5 separate regions of the Homo sapiens genome follow, and regions 2, 3, 4 and 5 are each linked to region 1. The links are chromatin loops, found by intact Hi-C in ENCODE. Cell type or tissue: HCT116. All regions are shown on one strand. Each heading gives the region's core, and the rest is flanking DNA. Links, peaks and the distances in the headings are about the cores only.

What was found. Peaks named below come from ENCODE experiments on the same cell type or tissue, not always from the same donor. Only the 100,000 strongest peaks of a DNase experiment are listed, where the experiment ranks them.
Region 2: it touches region 1 in a loop (5-fold over the local background); 33 of 110 quality-filtered maps call a loop at or near these places.
Region 3: a loop joins it to region 1, with 12 times the contacts of the local background. A loop is called at or near these places in 89 of 110 quality-filtered maps.
Region 4: it touches region 1 in a loop (7-fold over the local background); 33 of 110 quality-filtered maps call a loop at or near these places.
Region 5: it touches region 1 in a loop (5-fold over the local background); 89 of 110 quality-filtered maps call a loop at or near these places.

Annotation. Positions count from the first base shown.
Region 1 is chr22:37,454,250-37,460,194 of GRCh38, forward strand. No RefSeq gene overlaps it. Among named protein-coding and RNA genes, the nearest start is that of MFNG, 29 kb to the right of the region's middle. In HCT116, for the core only: CTCF peaks have their summits at 3,289 (motif pointing left) and 3,496 (motif pointing right); DNase peaks (open chromatin) are centred at 1,312 and 3,412; H3K4me3 peaks cover 1,505 bases; H3K27ac peaks cover 3,471 bases.
Region 2 is chr22:37,263,803-37,269,747 of GRCh38, forward strand. LOC107985576 (a long non-coding RNA gene) reads right to left here and starts at 1,755. Exons shown (of 3, transcript XR_001755534.1): 1 at 1,002-1,755; 2 at 58-153. RefSeq lists enhancers at 3,476-3,535, 3,556-3,745. In HCT116, for the core only: CTCF peaks have their summits at 3,390 and 3,598; no DNase peak of the experiment used is centred there; H3K4me3 peaks cover 493 bases.
Region 3 is chr22:37,314,365-37,320,309 of GRCh38, forward strand. It overlaps CYTH4 (cytohesin 4), which reads left to right. Exons shown (of 13, transcript NM_013385.5): 13 at 1-977. It overlaps LOC105373024 (a long non-coding RNA gene), which reads right to left. Exons shown (of 4, transcript XR_938232.3): 2 at 3,028-3,141. Among named protein-coding and RNA genes, the nearest start is that of CYTH4, 35 kb to the left of the region's middle. RefSeq lists an enhancer at 3,570-4,427. In HCT116, for the core only: CTCF peaks have their summits at 2,672 (motif pointing right) and 4,226; a DNase peak (open chromatin) is centred at 2,597; H3K4me3 peaks cover 1,019 bases; H3K27ac peaks cover 4,607 bases.
Region 4 is chr22:37,257,459-37,263,403 of GRCh38, forward strand. LOC107985576 (a long non-coding RNA gene) reads right to left here. Exons shown (of 3, transcript XR_001755534.1): 3 at 2,014-2,258. Among named protein-coding and RNA genes, the nearest start is that of RAC2, 16 kb to the left of the region's middle. RefSeq lists an enhancer at 3,143-3,682. In HCT116, for the core only: CTCF peaks have their summits at 2,291 (motif pointing right), 2,495 and 3,592 (motif pointing left); DNase peaks (open chromatin) are centred at 2,193 and 3,589; H3K4me3 peaks cover 838 bases; H3K27ac peaks cover 570 bases.
Region 5 is chr22:37,328,234-37,334,178 of GRCh38, forward strand. LOC105373024 (a long non-coding RNA gene) reads right to left here and starts at 3,903. Exons shown (of 4, transcript XR_938232.3): 1 at 3,660-3,903. RefSeq lists enhancers at 1-283, 731-1,376 and a silencer at 2,275-2,569. In HCT116, for the core only: CTCF peaks have their summits at 812, 1,013, 2,496 and 3,812 (motif pointing left); DNase peaks (open chromatin) are centred at 1,087 and 2,428; H3K4me3 peaks cover 2,227 bases; H3K27ac peaks cover 5,000 bases.

The DNA.
Region 1 (5,945 bases), core at 276-5,275:
CCTTGCGGTGCACAGGAGTCTACTGCGTGCTGTGGCAGAGACTGTGGGGGGCCCCTACCATATCCTGTCTCCCACCTGCCTTAGCAACAAACACTTGGATGGCAATGTGCCTGGCCAAAAGGTTCCGTTTCTCAGCCTCCCTTGCAGCTAGGAGTGGCCACTGAGGGCCAAGTGTAAGCTGTCAGGTGGGACAGAAGGGAACATTGGGGCCAGTGTGTGCCCAGTCCCTGCTGAAAGTTAGACGTGATGATGGAGGCCCAGCAGCCATCTTGGATCATGAGGTGACCTTGAGGATGGAAGCTGGCTGCTAAGGCGGGTGGGACTGAAAGAGAGGAGCCTGGGTCCCTGAAGACACCATTGGGGCCCCCACCAACCCAGGACGCCTACCCCCGACGTGTTAGGTGAGAGAGTGAGAAGTCTGGATATGGTTTAAACCACTATTATCAATATTTCCAGCCTCTGTTCTCAGCAAAGGGAAATAAGCCCTGACTGATACCCAAACCCCGTGAGGTAGATACCACTGTACAACCCCTGCCCCTTGCACCCCCGTTTTACAGATGCACCCCCAGCCTCCCTTCCTCCCTCTGTGATGTCCGTGATGCCCAAAAGACCAGCATTCCATTCCCAGCCCCCTGACGCTGTGAGTCAGCCTCTGCCAGACCTGGAGTGGGCCCCACGGCTGCAATGTCAACAGTGCTCCATGCAGATGGCTGCGGCTCGAGCTGGTGACACGAGCGCTGTTGAGAAAGCAAAGTGCTGTCATGGACAGCGTGCCCTGCTGTAGAGATCAAGGGGAAGCCGGAGAATATTTACAAACCACAGAGAACAGACACACGAAGTGAATACCAGTTGGGTATAGTAAAAGCCTCTTTTAAACCTGTCCTACTCTTTCTTTGCCATGTGAAATCAAGTCGCTGGCAAGAAGCTCTCCGGTAAGACTAAGGTTTGCGGCTCTGCTGCAGGAAACACCATGAATTCCACACTGTGACCACGTGCGGGGCTGCCCTGCAATGCAGGGCACAGTGGCTGGGTACTTGGCAAGGACCCTAGACTGCCTGGGCTCACATCCCTGCTCCGTGAACTGGTTAATCTCAGGGCAAATTACTTCACTTCTTTGTGCCTTAGTTTCTTCATCTGTGAAATGGGCAACAGAGGGCGGCTGATCTGGGAAGAGCTTACAGCGGTGCCTGCTACACAGGAGGGGCTATTAAGGATCAGCACCATTCTCAGGTTCACGGTGAGAACCTAATTTCCTTATTGTCTGTTTGTTATAGGAAACTGAATTTACTCACCAGCATTGGAACATTCCATCTGCTGAGTCACACTCACTTCTCTTATCATCATTAACCCTGCGTAGGGGCTCCTGGCGCCAGAAGGAGCAACCCAAAGCTCTTCGTCTTGGTGAGGTTGATGCAAGTAAAAATAAGTGGTGATTATAAGTGATTCACTTGTCAAACGCAAGGTCAAGGGTCCCAATTTGTACATGTCTCTAAGGCAGCATCAAGAAGCTCCCCACATCCCAAACTGTCTCCCCTCTGACACTAGTGGAAATTTCACTATCAGAGCCAGAGAACTCCGAGGAGGAGAAGCAATTTCAGAGCACAGCGTCTTAGAGTAAATGAACATATCGAGGTCAGCTGGGGGGCTGCGAATCATGGCAAGGAAAGGGAGGGAAGGCCAGGGGCAAGTATTTGGACCCTCTCAGGGTGGTTGAGGATTCTGCAGCCACTAAAGGCGCACACACACATACGCGTGCGCGCGCGCGCACACACACACACACACACACACGCTGGTAATCGCTTTACCCCAGCAGTAGGGGCTTAAGCCTCTATCTAGGCTAGCCCCACCCCCGCCCCCTGCTGCATTAGCCACCTCTGTCCCAAGGCAGGATCCCCAGAGGTTCAACAAGGAAACCCTGCAGGGCTGGAAGCCGAATGCAATAGAGAGTTAGCAGCCACCAGTGGTCACACCCAACTCACACACATACACACTCACTCATGCACTCATACACACAGACAACACACTAGACTCAGACACCCACCGAGCTGTCTTCCCAAAGTCATGACAAATCCAGAGAGAGGTCCACAGAATTGTCCTATCCCAGAGAAAGCCACAGAAACACAAGTAGCTGGCACTGAGATACTCACACTCTGCCCCTGGGATCTCTCTGCCTGGGTGCCCCCGTTCCTGCCCCTGAACGGACAGACATTCTGCCCGGGGGGAGCCAACCCCAGTCAGGGTTTCCTCTCCCCACCTCTCCTTTCCCAGGTACGCAGGCCCCCAGTACGTTTTCGCCTTCTGTACCTCCTCCATTCGTGCCCCTCCTCGCCCGGGGACTGTGAGTACCCAAGAACAAGGACAGTCTGCCATTTTCCTGTGACCTCCCCAGCCCCCATGGCAGGAGCCGCAAACCCCCGCGACCCTTCTCGTAGGGTTCACGCCTCATCCCAGCTCCTCGGAGAAGCTGGCGGCTCTTCTCATTTTCCAGTGAGTGCGTGAAAATACAGATTAAACCAATTAGGGAAAAGTCATCAGAGGGCAAGGCGAGAGCCACCACTGCACCTAATCGTCAGCTCCAGCAATGCACAATGAGACAGACTCACAGATTACAAATGCACACAAATTCCGAAGTAGGAAGGGGGTGGCAGGATGGGGGCAGGCGAGCTCCATTTTAGATTCCCTTGTTTTTGTTTAGATGGCTTTCCTCTGTTGGCAACACACTTCCACCTTCATGCTCCCAGGAAAAGCAGGTAGGGTGGGAATGATTGCAGGAGGGGAACATGAGGCCCAAGGGACTGGTAAAGGACAGTTGCAGAAGGCCCGGGCCACCCAGACTGGTCTTCTCCTGGCTGGGCTGGAGGTGGGGATATGAGGGCCAGTCCCCAGGAGAGCCCCATTGGCCTGAAGGTCTGCTCTCTGTCCCACTCCTCTCCCTACAAAGAACCAGCATGTGCCTGAGAGGCAACCTTGCCCCTCACCAAATGGCAGGATTATTTAACTGATGGCTGCTGTCCCCCAGATGGTCATGTTTGTTAAATCTGGTAAGGAGACGTGCTGTGTGCTTTTCTTCCCCCTGGCTGGGGAGGATTTTCTTAGAATCTGAGTGCAAGGGGCCCACTTTCGTGCCCTTTTATCCCATAGGGCCCCTCCCAAGCCTAGCCTGGTCCCCTCAGTGGCACCCCAGTCATCTTAACCTTCCAGCCAGGCCTGCCTTGCCCTGGGCCAGGTGAGAAGCCAGTGGTGATGCATGAGTGCCCCCTGCTGGTGATGTTCTGCACTGTCCACTGGGACTCCTACCCCGGATCCAGCCAGGTAGCAGCATTCCCCACACACACCTCCAGGACTGCCTGGCTGGGTGAAGGAAAGGGTGGGCACCTGTGGGAGGAGCACAGAGCCCTAAGAATGTGCTTCATAAAGGCCCAAAGAAGCTGGGAACAGCTCCATTCCTGTTCCAGCAGCAGGGGGTGTGACTGTGGGTGGCAGGTAGACACTGAGCATTTTCCAGCAGGGGGCAAGGGAGGGTGCCTGTCATTGCGTATGGACTGTCAGAGAGACTTAGCATATGTGGGAGGGAGGAAGAAAGGAATGAGTGAATGAAGGAATGAATGAACTCATTATTTCCTAAAAGGTCATGTGAATAACACTAGTAAACTATCAGGGTAATTTTTAGATAATAGCGATGAACTTCTTTAAGAGTTATGTATCTAGTTTGATTGTATCTGATCCATCAGATTCATTAATATTTAAAACGAATGTCTTTAGATACAAAAGGGTCCATGTAAAGAAAGACATTAGGTAAATAACATGTATGTACTCTCAGCTCCTAGCGTGGGTATTCAATAAATGCTAGTAATGAATGAAGAATAAACAAATGCATGTACAGCTGACAAGGCAGATCATGGATGATCATTATAGGGCAGTAGGTCCCACACTTAGCTGTACCTTGCCATCACCTGGGGAGCTTTAAAGATTATCTCTGGGTGACTCTGTGTCTCTGAATCTCAGGGGGCTGGGGAGGAAGATGGTGCACCCTGGACAACCCTCAGAGGAGGAGAAAATCACCGGCTCCCAATTTGGGCAGCGAATCAGAAGCAGCATGGATTCACTGCCTTTTGAAATAGTGAAACTACCGTCATTGGAGAAAGGCGAACTGTGGTTAGGCGACCTGGGATTCCTCCGCTGGGAGAGAGGTTGAACTAGGTGAACTTGAAGGTTTCATGCAAGGAAAGAGAAGTTAGCTGATATTTATGTAGACCAGCTTCTAGATTGACACTAAGTACAAAGCTAATGTGTATTTACTATGGCTTTAATCTATACTGATTAAGAATGTCTCATTTATTCACCTGCACCTCATGTTTTACTTGGCATGTATCTTTATTATAGTTAATATAAATATCACATTAGCTGCTTACAGAACATATAGAATTTGCTGTCCTGAGTTTATTTACAAGTTAGTACCTCATTTATGAGACTTTTTACCCCTTGAGAACATCCGCCTTCTTCTTGAAAACTGTGACTGGTTCATTATAAACATATATTCGTATAATGGAGTTAATGGGGTTATCATCTGTTTATCTCTTTTAATTAGGCCCTGATTTGCCCAAACAATTTCAGTTACTTTCTTGATTACAGTTGGAGGAGCATGTGGTTTGGTGTGGGCTTGGTAAAGAGCTGCTGTCTGCTTCTCTAAATCCACGTATAGTATCATATGTTCAGGCTGAGTTAATATTTGATATGTGAGTTGTTCCCTTATCTTGTTAGATACTCTTGATAAAAGAATTCCCACTCATGAATTTTCATGGATATACCTCTGGAAAGGAATTGAGAAAAATAAATGTTGTGCTATTTGGAAAGGTTGGGAGACACGTTGCAATCGAGTCTGAGTTTTGATATCAGCTTAATGGTATTCGAATAGTAGCTTTTTTTTTTTAGCTTTGAGCGGATTTTTAAAACATAAAGCATGAATAGATTTGTCATAGTGCAGGGTCAAAATTAGTTCTGTTGATGGCAAGTTATGCAATATTAATTGTTTTATGAACAAAATGCAATTAAGTTGCAAATCCCTTGACAGAGTGCAATGTTAGGCCAATGTTTTCATCAGTATGAGGAAATGTCAGATTAGCTTCCCCAGGGAAGACGAAATCTTTGGCACGATGCCGAAAACATACGTGTTTGTTTTATAGCCGCGCCATGCTCTCTTACATGACTGGTGGGAATAAAAAGGAACACATTCACTCTCAAGGACAATTGGACAGCGTCTACCGAAATGATAAATACACCTTCTTTTTTTTTTTTTTTTTTTTTTTGGAGATGGAGTCTCACTCTGTCACCTAGGCTGGAGTGCAATGGTGCGATCTTGGCTTACTGCAACCTCCGCCTCCCGGGTTGAAGTGATTCTCCTGCCTCAGTCTCCTGAATAGCTGGGATTACAGGTGCACACCACCACGCCTGGCTAATTTTTTTTGTATTTTTAATAGGGACACGGTTTCACCATGTTGGTCAGGCTGGTCTTGAACTCCTGACCTCGTGATCCACCCGCCTCGGCTTCCCAAAGTGCTGAGATTACAGGCGTGAGCCACTGCGCCCGGCCACAGATGCACCTTCTCTTTAATCCACCAATCCTCCAATATACTCACATCTGCACTTAATAACACGTGTATGAGAAAATTCACTGTAGCATTGTTTGAAAAGCACATGATTGGGAAAACCATCCAAATGCCCATCCATAGAGGACTGACTGGTCAATAGAAAACTGTACATCTATTACGTGGAATACCATGAGGCTGTCAAAAAAAAGAATGAGGACTCAACAACAACAACAAAACCACCTGAATAAAAACTGGGCAAAAGAGTTGAATAGACATTTCTCCAAAGAAATTATACAATGGGTGGCCAATAACACCTGCAAAGATGTTCAACATCCCTAATCATTAGGGGAATGCCAA
Region 2 (5,945 bases), core at 593-5,592, 190 kb before region 1:
CCCACAATGGATGGCCCTACACCACCACTCCAGTGAAAATGCTCCCTTGAGGCTCACCTACGTATGACGTCCAGGTTTCTAAATCCAACGGTCACTTCTTGGTCCTTGTATCAGTCATGTTTCAGTGTAAGGACTAGAAGCCACATTAGGTATCTTAAGCAGAAAGAGATTGAACATAGGAAATTCAGCACCTACAACATCATAAGATGTACTCAGGGAGCGTGCTCCAGGGCCAGTTTCCAGAAATGACTCCCAGGACACCACAGAACTGACCAAGAGGGGCTGCCACCGAGGCCACAGCCAGGAAGGTGAGGAGTCAGGGGCCACCTCTAAACCCCCCACTGTGGCTGCCACCCAGGGGTTAGGATGCTACCACCACTGCTGTACCCGAATCTTGAGCCTCAGGAAGTCAGAGTCCAGATACTACGACACAGGGTCCAGCACTGCGTCCTCTGCTGCAACTGCTTATTGACACCCACAAGGTCACTTGCCAGCAATGACTGCCAAGAGCAGCAAGAAGACAGCTGCTTTCCAAATCTCATGGGAGCAAATCCCATTGGTAGGATCTAATTCACATCCAGAATCATAGCTGCAAGGGATCCGGGAGGAAGGGTGGCTTTAGCTTGCTAGCCTCTGCAGTATAGGAGGGTGAGGCGGGGTAGAATGGAAGGTGAGTGAGTCGACCTGGGCCCTAGCCCACTCCTACCCTGCCTCTCTGCATCACTTGGCTAGGGCCACTCCCTCCCCTTTTCAATATTTTTCCAGTTGTCTCCTTGCACTGGTTTGGGCTCCTCTGTCTCACTCCATGTGTCAGCACACTCATACTCCACTGCAGACAAGCAGCAGGGCTTGCTCGGGCAGGGCTTTGTTGATCTCACTCAGCAGGGTGTCAGGAGGCAGCCTGGGACTGGAGCTGCAGCCCAGCAGTGCCATCAGAAACCTGGGCCCTTCTGTGTTTTGGTCCCATCACCCTCAGCACTTGCTCTGCCCCTCATGCTTACCGTTGAGAGCTGCAAGTTGGCTGCACCTGCCAGCCTCACACCCACTTTCCAAGCAGCAGGGAAGGGGGCCAAACACTGCCTTCTCCTCATGAGAATTTCCTTTTATTCAGGAAGGGCCACCCTCTCCAGGGACCCTGGTTGGCCAGAAAGGTCACATGGCCATCCTTGGCTGCAAAGGAGGCTGGGAAATAACAATTTAGGTTTCAGACTCTGTAGTTAGTAGAGGAAGGAGAGCTGGAGAGGGATTGAGAATAGCTGTTGAGTGAGCCTACTTTTTAATATTTGTCATAGCCATAAAGGGAATTAGCTGGCTCACGTAACCAAGTTGTCTGGGCTTCCAGCATTGATGATGCAGAGGCCCATATGATACCATCCAGCCTCAATAGCTGTTGTTGCACATCTCCCCACTCACCTTCCTCTGCTGTGGCTTCATTCTTAGGATCCTTCTGGTACTTAGAACTCCAGATTCACATCATCTTCCCAGCTGGACATCACAACTGGAAAGGAGTTTTCTTTGTCTAGTTGTTCCAGCAAAAGTCCCAGGACTGAATCTCACTGGACTTACTCAGGTCACCAAACCACTCTTGAACGAGTTGCCATAGCCAGGCAATGGAATACCAGCTGGACCTCTGTTCCATGGGTCACGTGAGTCCTGGGCCCAAGCCCAGGTACTAAGAAAGGAATAAACTCCCCCGCTCAATGGAAAGAGGAGCACAGAATTTGCAGCCATCGGCTGGGCACAGTGGCTCAGCACTTTGGGAGGCCAAGGCGGGCGGATCACTTGAGGTCAGGAGTTTGAAACCAGCCTGGCCAACACGGTGAAACCCTGTCTCTACTAAAAATACAAAAAATTAGCCAGGCATGGTGGCACATGCCTGTAGTCTTACCTACTTGGGAGGCTGAGGCAGGAGAATGGCTTGAACCCGGGAGGTGGAGGTTGCAGTGAGCCGAGATCATGCCATTGCATTCCAGCCTGGGCGGCAGAGCGAGACTCCATCTCAAAAAAAAAAAAAAAAAAGAATTTGCAGCCATCATTAACCTACTGCCCACTAAGCTGGCTCAGCCCCCTGTAGAAACAGCACCATCACCCGCCAGTCTCCCAGGCTGGAAACCTCAAAGTCATCCTTCACTCTGCTCACCTTCACCCTCGATTTTTCACCAGGACCAGTCAGTTTCAGTATCTAATTACCTCTCACAAAGGTCCCTCACACCCCAGATCCTCTGTACCCCCAACCATCAGCACCCCTGGCCTGGGCCTTTGTAACAGCCTCCTAAGAGGCCTGTCTGCATTTAATCTGTCCATCAAGTCCTTCCTTCACATGACAGCCAGAGTGACCTTTCTAAACTGCAAATCAGGGCTCACCTTGGTTCCCGGTTCTCAGGTCTCCACCATCTGGCATGTGACCCAGAGGGAGTGAGGACACCTCTCCAAGGCTCAGCCTCACTCATAGGCAAGGCAGGCTCATAACAGAATCTCAAAGGGTTGTACTGAGGAGCACTTGGGACAAGGCATCTGGCACAAGAGACATTTCCCACCAAGGAGGGTTTCTTTCTTACCTATTGCCAATCTGAAAAAAATAAGAAGAGTAAATGGTGTTCTGGCATTCAGAGCCTCTCACCACCTGGCTCCCATTTCTCTTTTTTTTTTTTTTTTTGAGACAGAGTCTTACTCTGTGGCCCAGGCTGGAGTGCAGTGGTGAGATGTCAGCTCACTGCAACGTCCACCTCCCAGGTTCAAGCGATTCTCCTGCCTCAACCTCCCAAGTAGCTGAGATTACAGGCATGTGCCACCACACCCGACTAATTTTTGTATTTTTAGTAAGGACTAGGTTTCACCATGTTGGCCAGGCTGGTCTCAAACTCTTGACCTCAGATGATCCGCTGGCCTCGGCCTCTCAAAGCGCTGGGATTACAGGCGTGGGCACCTGGCCCATTTCTCCTTTGAGGTTCATCCCCCCTGCTTCCCGCTAAAGCCACACGCATACACTCACTCAGCGTTAAGTGCGTGCTCCTGCCCACCAGTGTACACAGAGGTCGCCCAGTCTCCACCTCTGTGGCTTGCACATGCTGTCCCCACCACCCGGTGCCCTTCCCTCTTCCAAGCCAGCTCTCCTAACCCAACCCCTACACCTGACAACCCCTTCCCCAGTTCTCCCCATGTGGAATCCATCCTTACCACTCCCGTTCATACTGTTTCAAGAACTCGTTACGTGTCAGCGGAATCATCCTGGATTGGATTGCCTCCCCCATGTGACGGGCTCCTAGGGGTCCAGCCCTGTTCCCGGCCAGAATCCAGCCCCACGGATACCTGGGTATTGGGGCTGAAGGACCCTCAGAGGTCCCCTCGTTCACAGGGGAGCCCCAGGCGGTGGGTTCTCTGAGTGCCATCCCCGCGGCGACCACGCAGGGGAGCCCGCGGGCTGGCTTTGGTCACCTAGGAAACCGACGAGGGGTGGGGCAAGGAGGGCCAGACCCCTGCCCCGACTCTGGTCTGGCTCCTCCTGTGGGCCTCGGCTCTGGAGAGCTGAGAGACCCCAGGCCCACTTCCCTCGGCCACTCGTGGCCGTGCTCTGTGCTGACTGCCTTACATGGATTATTTCATTACATTCTGCAAAACTTCCCTTGTTTGAAAAAATGAAACAAAAACAACCTTCCCTTGAGGGAGGCGTCGTCACTAACCCCGGTTTTTTTGTTTTTGTTTTCTGTTTTTCGTTTTGTTTTTGAGACGGAGTCTCACTCCATCACTCAGACTGGAGTGCAGTGGTGCGATCTCGGCTCACTGCAACCTCCACCTCCCGAGTTCAAGCGATTCTCCTGTCTCAGCCTCCTGAGTAGCTGGGATTACAGGCGCCTGCCACCATGCCCGGCTAATTTTTGTATTTTTAGCAGAGACAGGGTTTCACCTTGTTGGTCAGGCTGGTCTCGAACTCCTGATCTCAGGTGATCCACCCACCTCGGCCTCCCAAAGTGCTGGAATTACAGGCATGAGCCACCGCACCTGGTCACTAACCCTGTTTTACAGAAAAGGAAGCTGAGGCCCAGAGAGGGAAGCTCACTATAGCGGGGCAGCCAGCAGTAACGGGGAGGAGCTGGCCATGTCTGCCCAGCTTGGTGGCCTGATCTCAGGCCTGAGCCCCTCTGTGCGGGTCTCGCACTGGGTGCCTCCCAGAGCTTTCTAGGGTTTTTGGTGGCCTTTTAAAAAACTTTTCTGTAGGGCTTCATTTGTGTTGTTTTAATTGTAGTGAAATATACATAACAGAAAATGTACCATTTTTACCATTTGAAGTGTAAAGTTCAGTGACATTAAGTACATTCACAATGTGCAACTTTTTTAAGGTTGCAAAACTGAAACTCTAGCCCTACCCGGAGCAATTGGGCAAGTGAAAGAAAAAAATGGCATCCAAACTGGAAAGCAGGAAGTAAAATTGTCCCTTTTTGCAGATGACATCATCTTATATTTACAAAAACCCAAACACTCCATTCAAAAATGGTTAGGACTAATAAATTCAGTGAAGTTGCAAGACGCAAAATCAACATACAAAAATCAGAAGTGTTTCTTTACACCGGTAGGAAGCAACTTGAAAAAGAAAAAAGCAATCCCATTTATAATAGCTGCAAAAAAAAAAAAAAAACCACACTTACGAATAATTTTTTTTTTGAGACAGAGTCTCGTTCTGTTGCCCAGGCTGGAGTGCAATGGTGCGATCTCGGCTCACTGCAAGCTCCACCTCCCGGGTTCACGCCATTCTCCTGCCTCAGCCTCCCGAGTAGCTGGGACAGCAGATGCCCGCCATGACACCTGGCTAATTTTTTTTTTTTTTTTTTGTATTTTTAGTAGAGACGGGGTTTCACCGTGTTAGCCAGGATGGTCTCTATCTCCTGACCTCGTGATCCACCCGCCTCGGCTTTCCAAAGTGCTGGGATTACAGGCGTGAGCCACCATGCCCAGCCATGAATAAATTTAACCTAAGAGGGAAAAGATCTCTATGATGAAAATTATAAAACACTGATGAGAGAAACTGAAGAGGACACAAAAACATGGAAAAATAACCCATGTTCATGGATTGGAAGAATTAATATTGTTAAAATGTCCATACCACACAAAGGGATCTACAGATTCAATATAATCTTTACCAAAATATCAATGACATTCATCACAGAAATAGAAAAAAAAAATCCTAAAATCTGTATGCAATCTGTATGGACAAAGCATTCAGGGCCTTTGAGCAAAAGGAAGAAAGCTGGAGGCATCACACTACCTGACTTCAAAACATACCACCAGGCTATAGTAACCAAAACAGCATGGTACTGGCATAAAAGTAGACACATAGGCCAGGTGCAGTGGCTCACAGCTGTATTCCCAGCACTTTGGGAGGCTGAGGCAGGAGTTCACTTGAGGTCAGAGTTCAAGACCAGCCTGGCCAACAAGGTGAAACCCCGTCTCTACTAAAACTACAAAAATTAGCCAACCATGGTGGCTTTTGCCTGTATTCCCAGCTACTTGGGAGGCTGAGGTGGGAGGATCGCTTGAACCCGGGAGGTGGAGATTGCAGTGAGCGGAGATGGCGCTGCTGCACTCCAGCCTGGGCAAGAAGTAAGACTCTGTCTCAGAAAACAAAAACAAAAACAAAAATGGACACATAGACCAATGGAACAGAATAGAAAACCCAGATATAAATCCACGTATTTACAGCCAAATGGTTTTTTACAAAGGCACCAAGAATATACACTGAGGAAAGGACAGTCTCTTCAGTAAGTGGACCAGGAAAATTGGATATCAGCATGCAGAAGAAGGAACCTAGACCCCTGTCTCCCACCACACACAAAAATCAGCTCAAAATGGATTAAAGACATAAATGTAAGACTCGAAACTAGGAAAGTACTAGAAGAAAGCATAGAGAAAATGCCTCAGGACATTGGTCTGGACAAAGTGTTTTTTTTTTT
Region 3 (5,945 bases), core at 530-5,529, 140 kb before region 1:
AAGAAAATGACGGAGAACATCCCAGACAGATGGGACTCAAGCAGGATGGGTGCTATATCCAAGAAGCCAAGAAGGGAGAGTTTCGTGCACTGTGGTTAACAGGAGGGCTGCCTGGAGGCAGTGGCTGAGCCAGAAAGTAACACAGAGCTCATGCTTGGAGAGAGAGAGTCTTGGCCATGGCTTTCCTGCAAGACCACTGACGAGCAGTCCCATGGTGATAAAGGGCAGCCCGGCGGGTCCCAGCATCTCGAGACCCTCTGCAGAAGTATTATCAGAGTAGAGCTGACTTCCAGTACCCGGGCAGCCAGCTCTGTCTCCAGGGAGGCCTGGCCTGGAGGAGGAGTCCACTAACAGGAAACACTTCTCACCCCCTCACACAGGCCCAGGGGAGCCCCTGGAGGGAAATTCCTTGGCAGGGGAACAGGAAATGTGGCCGCCTCTGCCCCACTGCCAGCCTGAGTGGGCAAGGAAGCAGGTGGATCCCCCAGAAGGAACCGCAGCTCGCGAGGCACCTCTCCTCGTCCCCACCCACCCCCACATTTGCACACCTTCCACAGGGTCAGGATGGAGTAGCTGCCTTGCGAGGTGGTGAGACTCCTGTCTCTGGAGGTCTGCAAGCACTGGTAGTGATATTGCAGCAGACAAGGTCTGGGTTGGGCGTCTGCAGGAGGACACCTTGTGGGACATCTGAGGACATCCGCAGATTCTTGTCAGCCTGTGAACTAGGCCCTGCCTCTGTCACCTCATTGGTCCATGAAGGAGCAGCCAGGGGTGGTGGAAGGAGCACTGGGCTAGGGGTCAGGGGTCAGAGATTCTGTCCTGCTCCTGGGATGCACTGGCTACTCCCTTAGTCTACTCCCTTCCCCTCTCTGGTCCTCAGCTTCCTCCATCATGGAGGAGATGGGATCATGGATTTTCTGGGCATAAGTGGCTGTTCTGGGAGTCATTCCAAAGAGAGAATAAAACTCCTGATCCAACTCGTGAGTGGGCTCTGTCCTCTCTGTGACTGCGGCTGCCACCTTGACCCCACCGGGCCCTCCACCTCCGTCCCTTTCCCAGTGGAGGGCAGGAGGGCCAGGCAGGGAGGCTGGTCACTCAGAGGGCCCTACGACCCCATCCCCGGAACACTGGCACAGGAGCCATCCCCAGGGGCTGGACAGCCAATGGGGCTTCCACAGAGCAGGTGCAGGCAAGCTGGTTCTGACAAGCCCAGGGAAAGGCAAAAGGACTTTCCAGCAGGCAATGCTGTCTAACGATAGAAAGAGCCGCTGCCGGTCAGGCGTGGTGGCTCACGCCTGTAATCCCAACACTCTGGGAGGCCGACGTGGGAGGATCACTTGAGGTCAGGAGTTCGAGACCAGCCTGGCCAACATGGTGAAATCCCGTCTCTATTAAAAATACAAAAATTAGCTGGGCGTGGTGGTGGGTGCCTATAGTCCCAGCTACTCAGGAGGCTGAGGCAGGAGAATTGCTTGAACCTGGGAGGCGGAGGTGTCATTGAGCCCAGATGGTGCCACTGCACTCCAGCCTGGGTGACAGAGCAAGACTCCATCTCAAAAGAAAAAAAGAGCCAGGCGTGGTGGCTCACGCCTGTAATCCCAGCACTTTGGGAGGCTAAGGCGGGCAGATCACCTGAAGTTAGGAGTTCGAGACCAGGCTGGCCAACCTGGTGAGACCCCCCGTCTAAAAATACAAAAAATTAGCCAGGCGTGGTGGTGCAAGCCTGTAATCCCAGCTACTTGGGAGGCTGAGGCAGGAAAATTGCTTGAATCTGGGAGGTAGAGGTTGCAGTGAGCCGAGATCATGCCACTGCACTCTAGCCTGGGCAACAGAGTGAGACTCTGTCTCAAAATAAAAAGAAAGGAAGGAAGGAAGGAGCGGGGAGGGAGAGAGACAGACAGACAGACAGACAGAAAGAGAGAGAGAGAAAGAGCCTGCTGCCACGGGAGGTGAGTAGAATGTTCCCCGTTGCTGGAGGAGTGCAAGCACTGCTGCTCCAAGGATCACTTGGTGGGTAACGGAGGAGCTTGAATTCAATAACCTTCATTTATTTGTACATCCCACAAATGTTTATGGAGCACCTACGTTGTGCCAGGCACTGTCCCAGACACTGGTACAACAAGGCCGAATCCCTGCCTGCATGGGGCTCACATCCCTGCAGTACTGAACACACGCTGTTCCAGAGGACGCAGAGCAGGCAGTGGAGGGCTGGGCTGGGCTGGGCTGGGCAGAGGGCAATCCGGGGAGGCTTCTCTGAGGAGGGTGCTCAAGTATTGGCAGCCAGGCTGGGGACAGGACACGCACCTGATAATGCAGTGAGCTCACTTCATGTCTGCCCCACACTGAACTGTGAGCTCCTTGTGGGCCAGACCTTGCACATACTCAGAGTGCCCAGCACACAATAGGTGCACAATAACTGCTAGTTCACCTGAAGTTAACTGATAAAAGGCCCTCTGGGTCTCAGCATCAGCAGGTGCAAATGTCCAGAGGCCTAGAGAGCTATGAGAACGTTGGTGCCTCCAGGAGATGCAGGAGTACCTGGAGAGGCCACATCACAAGCCAGGAGCATGGAGAGCTGGGCTCTGACTCACTGGCCCCCTGAGTCTCTCCAGGGCATGTCTGCTCACCTTCCTGCCATTCTGCCACTCCTCACTCTGGTCAGCAGGGGGCTCCCACCACACGTGGATAAGAGGTTTCAACGCTGCAGTCAGAATGGCTGGACTGGCTGCACAGGGCTGGACAGGGCTGGACGGGGCTGGACAGGGCTGACTGGCTGTCCCTTGCAGGGACGGGGTCTCTGTCCGGAGTAGAGCCCTGGCCTGGACGTCCTAAAGGGGGAGACATCTGGTCTATCAGGGCCCAAGGGCTCGAGCAGCCCAGTAGACACCCATGGACACAAACAAGCATGGGCCTCCCCGCCACTCGTGCTGGGCACAGTCACCCCTGCTGGGGCTGGCATTGGGCCTGGCACTGGGAGATTCGCGCACTCTTGCTTTCTGGCTGTGGGGCCCCGAACGAGTTGCTTACCCTCTCTGGTTGGAATTTTCCTCCCTGAGAGGTTGGGCCAGGTGAGTTCCATGATGCAAACCTTGAAGGGAGACTTCCACATGCAACAGGCACCGCTGCAACACAGCTCCTGCCCTGGAAGGGATGGCGGGGGAGGAAGATGAGCAGGTACCACGAAAGCCATTACTGTGTCAGGGCACGGGGCGGGGGGGTGACGTAGCCGTCAGAGCCACCCAGAGGGCCATGGTGAAGGCTCACCTCTACCCTGTGCCTTAAGCAGGTTTCCTAAGCTCTCTGAGCCTCAGGTTTCCCATCTATAAAATGGAAATAATTAAATATATGTAAAATGCTAACAACAGCGTTAGGCAGCTCCTGGGACGTTACATGCTACTATTATTATGGTCACAAGGCAGACTGTGGGCATGCATTCATGGAGCTACAAAAACATGGAATTGGGGCCATTTGAGGGGGAAAGATTCATGTGGGCAGTGGGGTAGTGGGGGAGATCTGGGAAGACTTCTTGGAAGAGGTGTGCTCAGGAAAGATAAGCCAAGTGGAGGTCTGAGCCTTCCAGCCAGTGGGGCCAGTAGGAGACAGGACAAGGAGGGCAGGTCGAGGCAAGGTATTTCTGGAACTCCCCTGGGCCCCAAACACAAGCCCCAGTGAGTCAAAAGAATGCAAGGTTGAGGGAGGCTGGGTGCTGGCTGGGACTGAGCTGCGTGCACAGTGCAGGATCCTTGCAGCTCTGGGGCTGCAGCTTTGGCCGCATGAAGCTCTGAGGGGGCATTCAGTAATGTGGCTGCTGAACGGAGACATCCCAGCCTGAGGGAGGACTAGCTTGGCACAGAAGGCTCTGGGTTGGAATAGGCCAGGGCAGCGGGGCTTGGAGAAGGCAGAGTGGGCCCCTGCCAGGTACCTGGGGAGGAGGAGCCCCTCCATCTTGAAGCCTGGCACACAGAGCTGCCAGGGGACAGGAGATGGGGGCAGGCAGCCCGAGTCGAGTGGCAGGTATGAAAGACCTGGAGAAATTGATTTATTAGGGACATAAAAGGAGCTAAATATGTTTGCCGGCTCAGTGATGACTCAGGCCTTCCCCAGGGGTCTGCAAGTGTGAGCATCAAAGACAGGCCTGCTCCCACCAGGACACTGCAGGCTCCAGACCCTCCTTCCCTTCAATGGGAGGACCACCTCCTACCCCAAGTGTCCTGAGAGCCTGGCCTCTGAGGGGCACCAGAGACCCAGCCACTCACTCCTGCATGCCTCCCAACTCTCCAGACTGCACCCAGAATGGCTGAAGAATGAAGCCAGAGAGTGACACACATCTGGGTCAAAATCCTGGCCTTGCCCCAAACTGCCATGTGATCCTGGCCCAGTGGGGACCCTCTCTGGACCGTCCCCGCGAGCCAGCCCCACCTCCCTCCCTGTCTGGCAATGTTGTCCCATCCCTTTTGGCTTCTTCCTGACAGCACAGCCTCCTCTGCCCAAGATCCAACAACCACCCTCCAGGAGAAAAGCCAGACTCCACAGGGCCTCTTTGGGGAGAACATGCTCTTCCCGTGGTGGTTCCAGGCCGGGCGCTGGGCTCTGGAGAAACGTGGGCGAATCTGGTCTGCAGGCAGGGCCGGCGGAGGAGGATGAAGTGACCTCGCTATGGGGACAGCGTTGGGAGCGACGGTAAGGATGAGGGAAGAGGGGCTGTGGGGCCTGGGGAGACTGGAGCACGGAGCCCCCACACAGGAGTTTGGCACATTTGAGAAGCGGTGAATTCTTTGGTGGGCCTGGAGGAGGCCTGCCTAGAACAGCTGGACTTGGAATGCAACAGAAGCGGAGACACACTGGCCAGCCTGCGTGGGTGACTTTACCAGGACGGTGACGGGGAGCCAGGAAAGGGTTCAAAGCAGGAGAGAGACGGCTGGAAGCCGTCTGGGGATAGCCCCTAGGATCGACCACTCAAGGGATGGATTAAGGAGGCTAGGTGGGCCACAGGGGGCTGGAGGAGGTGAGGGAGGAACAGAGCGGTCGCTGGACAGGAGGAAAGAGGCTTGATGGGCCTCCGGGGCTAAGACTTGTGGGAGGTGACAGCATTCCCCGAAACAGCCCAGCGAAGGGCAGGTGTGGGGAAGGAGTCGGGCGGAGGGGAGGTGAACAGGTCACACTGCGTCAGAGGGGCAGCAGGACCTCCCCGTGGACACCTTCAGCTGCGAGTTAGACAAGAGTCCTGGGCTCAGCAGAAAGCCCTTCCCACCTCCTCTTCCGCACCCTCTCACCCTCTTATCTCCTCCTCCTCTCCCCACTCCCACCTCTCCCACTTGCCCCTCCCTCCCCTGTCTGCCCGATTCCGCCCCCTCCCCTTTCTTGGCCATTTAGTCTTGGCTCAGTGGTGTGTACTGGCAGGCACCTGGGTCCTGGGGTCCACCTGCAGGCCTGGGTTCCAATCCCAGTGTGTGGGTTCTTAACAGCACGTGACCCTCAAAAGTAACCCACAAAGACCCAGGTTTGCCCTGGACACCCCGGCCCACCCCCACCATGCCCAGCATCAGTATGTCATGGCCAAAGCCGCCAACCATGGAGCACTCGCTAAGGCCAGCGCCTCCCACTACATGCTGTCTTCCAACCTTCCAGCACTCCCTAAGCAGGCGTGACTATCCCCATTTTACAGAGAAGGGCCCTCAGGCGCACTCTGGCCCAGCCAAGAAGGACCTGAGCCGGCATGGAACCAGCGCCATCTGATCTGAAACCTGTGTCAGGGCGACCACAAACTCATCATCCATAATAGCCCTTCCTATGAGTGCTGGAATCTGGATTCCAGGGGACGCCAGGACAACAGGCAGAAACCAGGACTGCTCCAGGCACCCCAAGACATAGGGTCACGGTAGAGATCAGACATATCCACAAGGTGCAGCAAGGAACTGGGGTCATTCTGGGTGGCCCTGTGGACT
Region 4 (5,945 bases), core at 343-5,342, 200 kb before region 1:
TTTTGATTTGCATTTCTTTTCCATAGGATAGGCATCTTTTTGGAGGGTTAAAAGCCATTGTGGCCAGGCACGGTGGCTCATGCCTGTAATCCCAGCACTTTGGATCGCTTGAGACCAGGAGTTCAAGACTTGGCTGGCCAACATGGAGAAACCCCATCTCGATTAAAAATACAAAAATTAGCCAGGCATGGTAGTAGGCGCCTGTAATCCTGGCTACTTGGGAGGCTGAGGGAGGAGAATCGCTTGAACCCAGGAGGTGGAGGTTGCAGTGAGCCGAGATCATGCAACGACGTTCCAGCCTGGGCAACAGAGAGAAACTCCACCTCAAAAAAAAAAAAAAAAAAAAAAAACCATTTGTATTTTCTTTTCCTGTAAACTGTGCCTTCATACCTTTTGCCTACTTTCTTATTCGGTGTTGGTCTTTTTGATTGATTTCCATGTTAGGGGGACTCACTTCTGGTCCATCACACAAGTTACAGCCATATGTTCCCAGGTGGCCACTGGCACTTTGGCTTAACTGATGGTGACTTGAGCCACGTGGACTTCTGCATATTTAAATAGTTTGGTTAATCAATCTTCTCTTTTATGGCTTCTGGGTTCTTTGTGATTTTTAGAAAGGTCTTTGCCATTCTGAAATTATATTTTTCAAACAGTTTACTATAGTTTCTTCTTATAGTTTTGTGGTTTCATTTGTTACACTGAATTATTTGACATGACTCATTATCCCATTGCACAGTGTAAGGTAGACTCAACTTTATAGTTTTACAGATGGCTACTGTAAACTAAAAATACAATTATAAGCCCTCCAACTGACTAAACAAACCACTTCTTGGCCAAAGGGACCTCAGAAAAACTTTTATTTTTATTTATTTATTTATTGAGACAGAGTCTCGCCCTGTCGCCCAGGCTGCAGTGCAGTGGCACTATCTCGGCTCACTGTAACCTCTGACTCCCATGTTCAAACCATTCTCCTGCCTCAGCCTCCTGAGTAGCTGGGATTACAGGCACCCACCACCACCACGCCCAGCTAATGTTTGCATTTTAGTAGAGACAGGGTTTCACCATGTTGGCTAGGCTGGTCTCGGACTTGTGACCTCAAGTGCTCCCCCTGCCTCTGCCTCCCAAATTGCTGGAATTACAAGCGTGAGCCACTGCACCTGGCCCAGAAAAACTTTTAAAACTGAGATCCCAACCGTGATGGAAGGGGAGGTCAGACACGCCTCATTATACACCTCCCTTTCGCAGTTGAGACACAACTGACCAGCAGTAATGTTAAAACAGAACCATAAATTAAAAAAAAAAAAAAGAACCATAATATGGACAGAACAGACTTTGTGGCAACACAATACCAAATTACAACCAGGACCTCAGGCCCTGCCAGGTGAGGGTGAGGTCACACACCCCACACTTAAACCGTGAACTCTGTCCTGCCTGCCACAAGGTGTTTCTTTTGCTCTGGCAGCTAAACAAGCCGCTGCCTCGAGATAAGCCAGATGAAATCAATCACAGCTCATCCAGGGCCCCTACGCTGAGCAACTGAGCCCCTGCTCCAGGCCCTAATTCCAGCCTTCATTAGAGAAGAGACTGATTTCAGTAGCTTTCTCCAGATCAGAAGACCACGGACCACGGACCAGTTCTGGCCGGTTTGCAGAAGCTCCGCGCCCGTGTTCCGAAGACCTTTAGCGGTATAGGGCCTAAGTGTAATGCATTTACATGTTAAGTCTCCACCCCAAAGTGAACATGGGTAGTATATCACATGCATGTTCTTTCAATATGCATCCGTCAGGGCCACCTTCATGAATATGCATAGCTCCTCCTGTAGCCTGTTGAATATGTATGTTTAGCCAACGCCTTTAGCATAAAGCTGCTACCCCAACCCCTCCTCTTTTGAAGTGCCTGTCTCTGGCCTCTGCCACATGCCATGTGCAGGATGGCCACCTTGCAGGCTGTAACTCTTTAAAGAAATAAAATCTCCTTTCTAAATATATAAATTGTGTGATTTTTTTTCCCAGTTAACAGTACCCATTGACCAACACAATTTACCCTGAACGTATATTCCTCCAGCGAGGCTCATACAAAACCTGGACGTGGATTTAAAACTAGTTCCCGGCAGGGCGGTGTTCTTGGTGCTTTTCCTCTCGGCCGCAGCTTCTGCCGCCCTCAGGGCCCCGTGGCTCCTCTCTCCGAAATATTTCATGAATCCGCCTCCTTCTCTCGCTCTCCACCTTGAGCTTCAGTTGAGAACTCCGCGTTTCTCCCTGGGAATGTAGAGATGCGTTAGTGCCGGGAGAGGGCGTTGCGAGATTTCCAGATTGCGCGTGGCATCCTGTCTTCCCCGTCGCTCTGGGACAAAGCCCCCTCCCCTTCCTACCCAACCAAATCCTCTTCCTACTGGACCTTGGGGTGCCCCCTCTAGGCCCTCAGCAGTCACCACTCACCCCCTCCCTTTCTTAGCCCAGTCCCAACCTTATCGTGGAAGGGTAGGAACAGAGTCCCAGCCCAGCCTGCCTGTCCACCTTCAGGCACCAAACACCCTGAGGTCTGCACCAGCCGTTGCTCTAGCCCAGCGGTCCCCAACCTTTTAGGCACTAGGGACTGGCTTCGTGGAAGACAATTTTTCCACGGATTTGGGGGGATGCTTTTGGGATGATGCAAACACATTTATTGTGCACTTTATTTCTATTATTAATTGTAATACATAATGAAATAATTACACAACTCACCATCATGTAGAATCAGTAGGACCCCTGAGCTTGTTTTCCTGCAACTAGACGGTCCCATCCGGGAGTGATGGGAGACAGTGACAGATCATCATCAGGCATTAGATTCTCATAAGGAGCCTGCAACCCAAATCCCTCGTATGCGCAGTTCACAACGGGGTTCATGCTCCCATGAGAATCTTATGCCACGGCTGATCTGACAGGAGACAGAGCTCAGGCAGTAATGCGAGCAACGAGGAGCAGCTGTAAATACAGATGAAGCTTCTCTGGGGACCCCTACGCTAGTCCACAGAGGCGGGAGAAGTGGAGCGGCTTCTCCTCTCCAAACAATGCACCCCTCCATCCCCATCTCATCTCCTCCCATGGGCAGGTCTTGGGCAAGGCTTCATTCTCACTAGAAAAATCACCCTCCCTCCCCCATGGCCTTCCGGCTCCTGCCTTTCTCCTGGAGCCCTGGACCCGGGTGTCCATCCTCCAGCTCTGGGTGGTCCAGGGGCTTCTGATGCTGGGCATCTGGACATGGAGGTTGTGGGGAAAGGTTCCTTGAATAGTCGGGGAGAAGGGTGGAGAAGATCGGCCCTTGCCAGCAAGTCCTCTGTCAGGCCAGCATCCCATGGTTAACAAGCTCGTTCTGGGTCCATTTCTCTGGGTAAATGGCAGTGTACAAATAGAAGTCCCTGCCCCCAGAGAGCTCACATTCCAGGTGGGAGACAGACAATAAACAAGCTAGCAACAAATACAATCACAGTGGCAGGTGGTGAAAGCGCCATGAAAAAATGACCAAGGAGCCTTCGCTCACACACTGGATTTCTTCTGGGCGCGAGCAGAAAAACCGGCGAATCCTGATCAAGAAGGCACCCTCTGGTGGCCATATGAGGAATAGGCCACAGTGACACCAGGGCGGACGCTGAGAGACCCGGTGGGGCCATGGCAGTGTCCAGGCAAGGGGACGGAGGCTTGGGCCAGGGAGGTGATGGTGGGAAGTGTAAGAAGTGGCTGGACGGAGAGTTGGTATTGTAGAGGCTTTAGGACTTGCTGAGGGAGTCAAGAATGATGTTGGGTTTCATTCTTAGCACCTTGGCGGATGGAGGCACCATTTAACTAGGAGGGGGTGGCCGCGGGAGGAGTGGGCTTAGAGCATCCAGGAATCAAGCTTCTGTCCTGGACATTTTGGGTGAGAAGCCTGTTGAACATGAAGCTGTTGAGTGTTTGGATAGAATATTCTGGAAAAGGGGAAGGGTCCAGGCTGGAGGCATAAGCGTGGAGTTGTCCCAACGTAGATGGCATTTGCTATTGACCGAGTGTTTACATCCCTGAGAACGTATATATTGAATTCATATGTTGAAAACTAATTCCAGCGTGATGGCATTTGAAGGAGAAGCCTTTGGGAGATGATTAGGTCATTAGGGAAGGGCCCTCGTAAGTGGGCTTGTCACCTTTATAATACAGGCCCTGAGAGCTAACTAGCCCCCTCCACCACGTGAGGATACAGTGACGAGTTCACCATCTATGAACCAGAAAGCAGGTCTCACCGGACATTGAATCTGCTGGCACCGTGGTCTTGGACTTCCCATGCTCCAGAACTCTGAGAAATGAGTTTCTGGGGTTGTTGTTTTGTTTTGTTTTTTGAGACATGGTCTCACTCTGTCGCCCAGGCTAGAGTGCAGTGGTGAGATCTCAGCTTCGTAGTATATTTTGAAATCAGGTAGGGTGATGCCTCTGGCTTTGTTCTTTTTGTTCTAGATTGCTTTGGCTACTCAGGGCCTTTTGTAGTTCCATACAACGTTTAGGGTTTTTTTTTTTTTTTTTCTGTGAAAAATGACGTTGGGATTTTGATAGGGATTGCACTGAATCTGTAGCTCTTTGGGTGCTATGGACATTTTAACAATACTGATTCTTCCATTTCATGAACACAAGATATCATTCCGTTTATTTGTGTTTTCTTCCATTTCTTTTAGGACTCCAGAGACTAAGTCAGTATTTAAAGCAGCAGGAGGCCACCCAGGGAAGGAATGCAGCTCAAGACCCCATCCACCCAGCAGCAGCAGATGGTGGTGGGAGAAAGTCTAGGGGGCAAACTCCACTTTCAGCCTCAGCAAGGACCCTCACTGAATGCTAGGGGGCTCTCTCTCACCCCTACTCCCCACTTCCCACCAACCCCATTCTCAAACACCAACTTCTTCTTCCAGAGGTGACCTCAGTCTCCACTCTACTCAAGCCCATCTCAAGATGACTGTGCCCTCTTCCTCCAACTTTCTACCTCTCCCACTCACGAGCTCTGGGGTCAGGCTGTGTCTCCACCCGCCTCCTCTGCTATCTGGCCGTGTGTCCCCAGTGAGTGGCTTCACCTCTGCAAACTGCTCTCCCATTGCTGATGGGGGCACCTCCCTCTCTGGATAGCCATGAGCACGGGGTGCAAGTATGTGTGTCATGTACCTAGAAGGAAACTGGCACGTAGCAGACTCTGGATAAATGTCAGCATGAGTGTGATGGGGCTGGCTTTCTCCTTTTTATCTTGTATTCCTCTCCCCACTTCTAGGGTGTCACTCTGCTCTTTCTCCAATGTCCTCAGCCTCGTTCTACTGTCTCCCTCATCTCACATCCGGTCTCTCCCATCTTACAAAGAAGCAGCCCAGGGGTTTTGTCTTCGAGACCCCTCCGGCTGCCATCCACCGACCCTACCTCCCCTCCCCTGCCCTCGCCTCCAGGAAACACCCACTGCACCCTGGTTTCCTCCATGGTCAGTGAGAGTGAGATTGGACACCATTATTGGCACACAAAGATGGGGAATCTGGAGACTGGGCCGAGGAGGGCTGGGGACCAGGGACCCCAGAGAACCAAAACCTGGGAAGCTAAATCTCCATCCTCTTCCACAGCAGTGTCCTCCTGGTGTTTGACCCACTTCTGTGGATTACAGCGTGTTTTTAGGGGAACTGCAGACTGAATTGTGTTCCCCTAAAATTCATATGTTGAAGCCCCAGTAACTCCACATGTGACTGTATTTGGAGACAAGGTCTTAAAAGACGTGATTCATCCCAGCACTTTGGGAGGCCAAGGTGGGTGGATCACGAAGTCAGGAATTCAAGAACAACCTGGCCAATATGGTGAAACCCCGTCTCTATTAACAATACGAAAATTAGACAGGCATGGTGGTGCATGCCTATAATTCCAGCTACTCAGGAGGCTGAGGCAGGAGAATTGTTTGAATCCAGGAGGCAGAGACTA
Region 5 (5,945 bases), core at 452-5,451, 130 kb before region 1:
AATTAATATAGCTGGGATCATCTCCCTCCCTGGCTCAACAACTTTCAGATGCTTCCCAGGTTCTCTCTGTCAAGGCCCAGCCTGGTCTTCAAGTCTTGAAGCCCTATATGAAATGGCTCTGGTTCACCCCCGCAACCTTGTCTCAAGCTGCATCTCCCATACAGTCTTCCCGAAGCAGTCCTGGCCTCCAAGCCTCCATTCATGCAGTTCCCCCTCCCTGTTTCTCCTCCTTAGCCTACCCACATTTGTGCCTGTGGGGGCCCTGGCCATCCTTGGAGATCTTACAGGGCTTCAGCAATCCAGGGGCACCTGCAGTAGGGACCAGCTACCCCATTTCCCAAATCCCACAGCAGAAGGCAGTGAGCAGGGGCTTTGACCAGGAGGACCTGGGTCCCAAATGAATCCTGCCAATGTTTACTATGGAGATGTCAATTCGGCTCTTGGAGTAAAGAGGAAGAGTCCCTTTTACTTGTCTCCTGGGGCTGCTGTGAGGTTAGAGATACTGTAACCTCTCTAGCGCACAGTAGGTACTCAATAATGGACAGCTATTTCCAGCCTGTACACAACACTTCTGTCCTTCTGAGAGGAGGCTCAGAGAGCAGACCTACAGCTCCCCGCAACCTGCAGCCCCAACCTCTCTCTCTCTCTCCCTCTTTCTCTCTCTCTCCCTCTCTCTCTCTCTCTCCCTCTCTCTCTTCCCCTCTCTCTCTCTCTCTCCCTCTCTCTCTCTCTCCCTCTCTCTCTCTCTCTCTCTCTCCCTCTCTCTCTCTCCCTCTCTCTCTCTCCCTCTCTCTCTCCCTCTCTCTCTCTCTCCTCCTCTCTCTCTCTCTCTCCCTCTCTCTCTCCCTCTCTCTCTCTCTCTCTCTCTCTCTCTCTCTCCCTCTCTCTCTCTCTCTCTCCCTCTCTCTCTCTCTCTCCCTCTCTCTCTCTCTCTCCCCCTCACCCCCGACAGTGCCTGCAGCCACCGACTGATGCTGGCGTGGACAGAATGACAATGAGGCCAGGACCTAAGCGAGCCCATCTGGGAACCTAAGACTGTGGCAGAGGCTCAGATGAAGCCAGGGCTTGGGAGGGGCTAGACAGGGACGGGGCAGGCAGGCAGGGCAGAGCAGGGATAGGAGCAGGGCAGTGATCTGCCACTGACTGTACAGCTGGGTGTCAGCTTTCCCTTCTGCCCAATGGGTGAATCATTCCCCCTCTCAGGTCTTGTCCTGAGTACCAAGGGCCAAGTGAGAGTTTGGGATGAAGAGGGACAGAGCCAGGCAGGGCAGGAGCCAGGGAGCAGGGCAGCGGCAGGGTGGGACCAGGGGATGGGGTTCACGATGGAGATGGGGCTGGGGCAGGGACCAGTCAGATTTCTGATTCAGAGCAATTCAGATTGCTTGGGCAATCAATCGGACAAAATCACCCCCAGGGCAGGAAAAGAGACAGTGAGAATATTGTTGGAGGGGGTGGTGCGTGCAGGGAAGAAGGAAGAGGGAGAGAAAGAAGAAAGAAGGAATCTGAGAAGAGACCGTGGAGGGGACGGGGAGAAACCATCCCCTGCTGGAGTCCTGGAGGCAGCCCCACTGGTGCCAGCCTTCTCCTTTGGCCGGTGGGACCTCTGTGGCCAGAGGGCCAGGGACTCACCCAGGCCCCAGTGAGGGGGAGGCAGAATGGACAGAATAGGTGGGAAGACGGGCATGGGAAAGGGGTAAAAGGGGAGGTAGGGTGTGGTTGGCACAGGCCTGCATAGCTAACAATCAGAGAGACGGCCGCCCCTCCTTTTCGAGTCCACATCACAGGTGGAGGGGCCAACTCTTGCCACACGGCCAGCTCATTCCACCTCATTGCCTTTGCCCAAGCCAGTGCCCTGCCTGGGGTGCCTTTATTTCCCTACCCTCACCCCAAACATTTAATCCTCCTCCCTAATTCCTCCAACATTCACCCCAGCCCTGATCTCCCTCAGCAATGACTGTCTCACCCTCACCCTCAGAGCTTGGTGTGAGCGGGGTTACAGTCTGGTGGTCCAAGGATGCTTGCTGGTGTCCCATAAATGTGCTTAGTCCTCACAAGCAGCATGGACGAGCATCACAGCCTGGTGGTTAGGCTCACAGGCTTGGGACTCCACTGGGCCAGGTTCTAGTCCCAGCAGCTTCGTTTTCACATAGTAGTTGCTTCATAAATGCTAGGTCCCCTCCTCCTGTTCCATTGCTAGCTCAGAATGTGCACACAGCAGGTGCCCAGTGGTGGCTTCTGGGCTGAGGTGCCCTTCTGTTCCCTAGTGGGCCCCTTGTCCCTGACAGGACACAAAGATGTCACCCCTGCCTTGGCCTCCAGGCCCAAGCCTGAGCAGTGAAGCTTGGGAGAAAGGCCCCATTGCTCATTCCCCTTGAGTCTGCAGCTTGGGCAATCAATCGGTCGCCATGGAAACCAGCCTTCCAATCAGAAGCAGGCACTTCTTGGCTGCGCCAGCGCCACCTACCCACCCACTCAGGCCTGGCTGTGCGGTCCCTCACCTAGGACTGCCAGGGGTTGGGGGCGGGGAGGAGAAAAGGGAAACTGGCATAATTGGGGCACACCTGCTTCTATCCCTAAAGCCCTGAGAGTCTCCAAAGAAAGAGCATTTTCTTGGGGTGGGGGTCACTACTTCAGTGGCCCCCTGATTTTTACAGCATTCATTCCTACAGAGTATGGCCCTTGGTACTCAGAACAAAACCTGAGGGGAGGGAATGATTCACCCATTGGGCAGAAGGGAAAGCTGAGACCCAGCTGTAGGGTCAGTGGCAAAGCTAGGTGCATGCCCCCTCCCTGAGCCCCCATCTCCTTCCCCCTCCTCCCTGGCCTGAGGAATGGGACAGGGAAAGGAGGGGCAGAAGAGTTCCTGGCCCACTGCAGCCAGCACCTGCCTTCCCACTAAATCTACGCCTGGCACTTCCAGGGCCCATTAGCGCCGGGCCCACCAGGGCCCATTAGCCAGCATCTATGGGCCTCTGCACCCACCTGCCCACCCACGCCCAGCTGCAGCCTCCCGCCCAGGCCCCTCCTTCCCCCACTGCCAGCTGGGATTGGACAGAGCCCAGGCTCTGAGTCACACAACCCCACGTTCAACAACTGGCTCCTCGCTGCTGAGACTAAGCAAGCCAGGAAACCTCTCTGAGCCTCAGTTTCTCTGTTTGGAAAATGGAAAGAATTACTCCTGCCTTACAAGGGAGTGATGAGGACTCAGAGTGCATAAAGAGCTTAACACAGGGCCTGGTATGGACTCAGTAAAAGGGAGGCCACCTTCCCCATCCCTGTTCCCTCTCAGTACCCAAAACTGTCCCTTGGAGCTGAGCTAAGGCATCCACCTGCCAGGAGAAGGTAGAAGACAAATTCTACTATTCTTAATAACCAGCCCAGGAAAGCAAATTACAAATAAGATTTAGAGAAGGGCAGCAACTTGCCCCCTACCCCAACACTGGGAGGGATGGGTAGGATTTGAACCCAGGTCTGTCTGACTCAGACCTGAGCTGTCTCTGCTGCAGCCCAGCCTCTCCCGACCCTGACCCAGCCCTGCTCCAGCCAGCCAAAGCCTGTCACCCTGGGCCACTAGTGCCCAGCTCTGCACTGACAGAGCACCTGCTATGAACTTGGCATGCCAGGTGCCCACCACCACATACAGCACCCCCAGCACTTACAGGGCTGCAGAAGGGAAGTCGAAGGGATGTTGAGTCATGCTGGGGGATCTGACCTGGTTGAGGATGCTGGGGAGACTTCTGGAAGGAAGGCGGAGGCTAGACCAGCTCCCAGCCACCACACAGCTGGTGCTGCCGCCTGCTGTTTGAAGCTTTTGCCCTCTCGGCCTAGAAGTCTCCCATTATGGTGCTGTGTCTGCTGGGACCCACGGGGCGCTGCACAGGGAACCATGTGGCCGTGAACCTCAAGTCCAGCCCAGCAGGGGTCAATTGTCTCAGCCCACCCCTCCCTACCCCCAGTATCCTCTCTCCTTTATAGATCATCCATTAAGTGCCAGACACTGCAGAAGGCACATTGACTAATATTAAATATTAGCCCAGCTACCCTGCTGGGCTGTCCTTCTTAGAAATGAGGAAGTGGAGGGTTAAGTGGATTTCTCAAGGTCGTGCAGCTGGTAAATGGCAGAACCAGGATTTGAACTCAGGTGTGCATGACTTCAAAGGAAGACACCACTGAGGCCTCCTCTACTGGGTCTGCCTCCCTACCGCCCCTGGCTCCTTGATGAAGACTCCTGTAGGACAGGATGGAGCAACTTGCTTCCAGCTATTATGAGATTTCTGCTTCTCCCTTCTCTCCTCCAGAAAACAAATTGATTCATCAAATTACACCTTTAATCTGTCCTAGGGAAGGGGAGGAATGGGACTCAGCCCCCACAGCAGGAAGCAGGACGGGTAATCAGCCCACCCGTCCTCCCCAGCTCAGGCACAGCCACCCATGCTCTATCCTCCTGTGATTAAACACTAATTGCCGCTATGCTCTCAAATTGAGTATTTCAATTTCCAGAAACGCAAAGTACATTTCAATCAGTTCCTCTCCCAAACCGTTCCTTCTCAGGAGCCAGGACAAGAACATAAGCCCCCCAAGGCCATAGACAGCTAAGCCTCACTCCTGTACTCCTGCCGTCCCTCTCCCCCGCAACCACCGCTTCTCTCCTTCCCGGGTACCCCGTGGGGGAGCTGTGGGCACTCGAAGTGTGTGGGAGCATCCAAGAGACCCTACAATTGTCAGCTCAGAAAAGTGAGGCAGGCCCCCCCAACCCTGGGGTCAGACAAGGGGATGGGGACTGTCCACTAGAGGCAGGGTCCAGGCTGCCTGCTCCTCACCTGCCCCCGACCTTCTCCCTGCACACGGTCATTAGACGCTCATCCCAGCCTTCGGAGTGGACAGAGGCTGGGCAGGAATCCCAGTGGGAGCAGAGACTGGCGGGATGGACACCTGGCCCTTAGTTCCAACTCTGCTACACATCTCCCCTCTCTGGCTCTCAGTGTCCCCATCTGTCCCAGAAAGGGGCTGGGGAGGGGCTCACAGTCGTAGCTGGAAGGTATGTGCTTCCCAGGCACAGGCCCAGGGCCAGGATCCGGCTGGCTGCAGATTCCCCTGGGGGTTCTGAGGAGGGGCCAGAAATTGACTTTTTTTTTTTTTTTTGACGGAGTCTTGCTCTGTGGCCCAGGCTGGAGTGCAGTGGCACGACCTTGGCGCACTGTAACCTCCACCTCCCGGGTTCAAGCAATTCTCCTGCCTCAGCTTCCTGAGTAGCTGAGATTACAGGCACCTGCCACCACGCCCAGCTAATTTTTGTATTTTTAGTAGAAACAGGGTTTCACCATGTTGGCCAGGCTGGTCTCAAACTCCTGACCTCAAGCAATCTGCCCTCCTCGGCCTACCAAAGTGCTGGGATTGCCGTCGTGAACTGTGCCTAGCCAAACTGGCATTTTTGAAAGGCTTTCCAAGCTGGGCATAGTGGCTCATGCCTGTAATCCCAGCTACTCAGAAGGCTAAGGGGGGATGATCCCTTGAGACCAGGAGTTGAAGACCAGCCTGAGCAGCATAGTGAGATTCTGTCTCTTAAAAAATAAAAATAAATAAGTAAATAAAAATTAAAATGATAAAAAGCCTCTCCAAATGATTCCAATATGTAGCCGGGGTTTGGGAACTGCCAGGCTAGTGCAGCCTTCTCTGTTGACAGGTGTGAATATGGGCCCAGAAAGGGTGAGCCTCTAGCCCAGAATCACACAGCAAGTGAGAGATGTTAGCCAGAAGATAGCTAACAACCCTTCCAGTTTGGACATTTCAGAAAAGCAGGTGAACAAACACACAGAGTGAAGGGGAACAGGGGTGTAGCGCCCACTGTCACGGAGAGGAAGGGTTGCTGAGAGGTCTAGTCAAGAATTCCTACTTAAAAACCGCATCCCCTCCACAATGTTAGATGTAGGTCCTGAGCAAGTTAC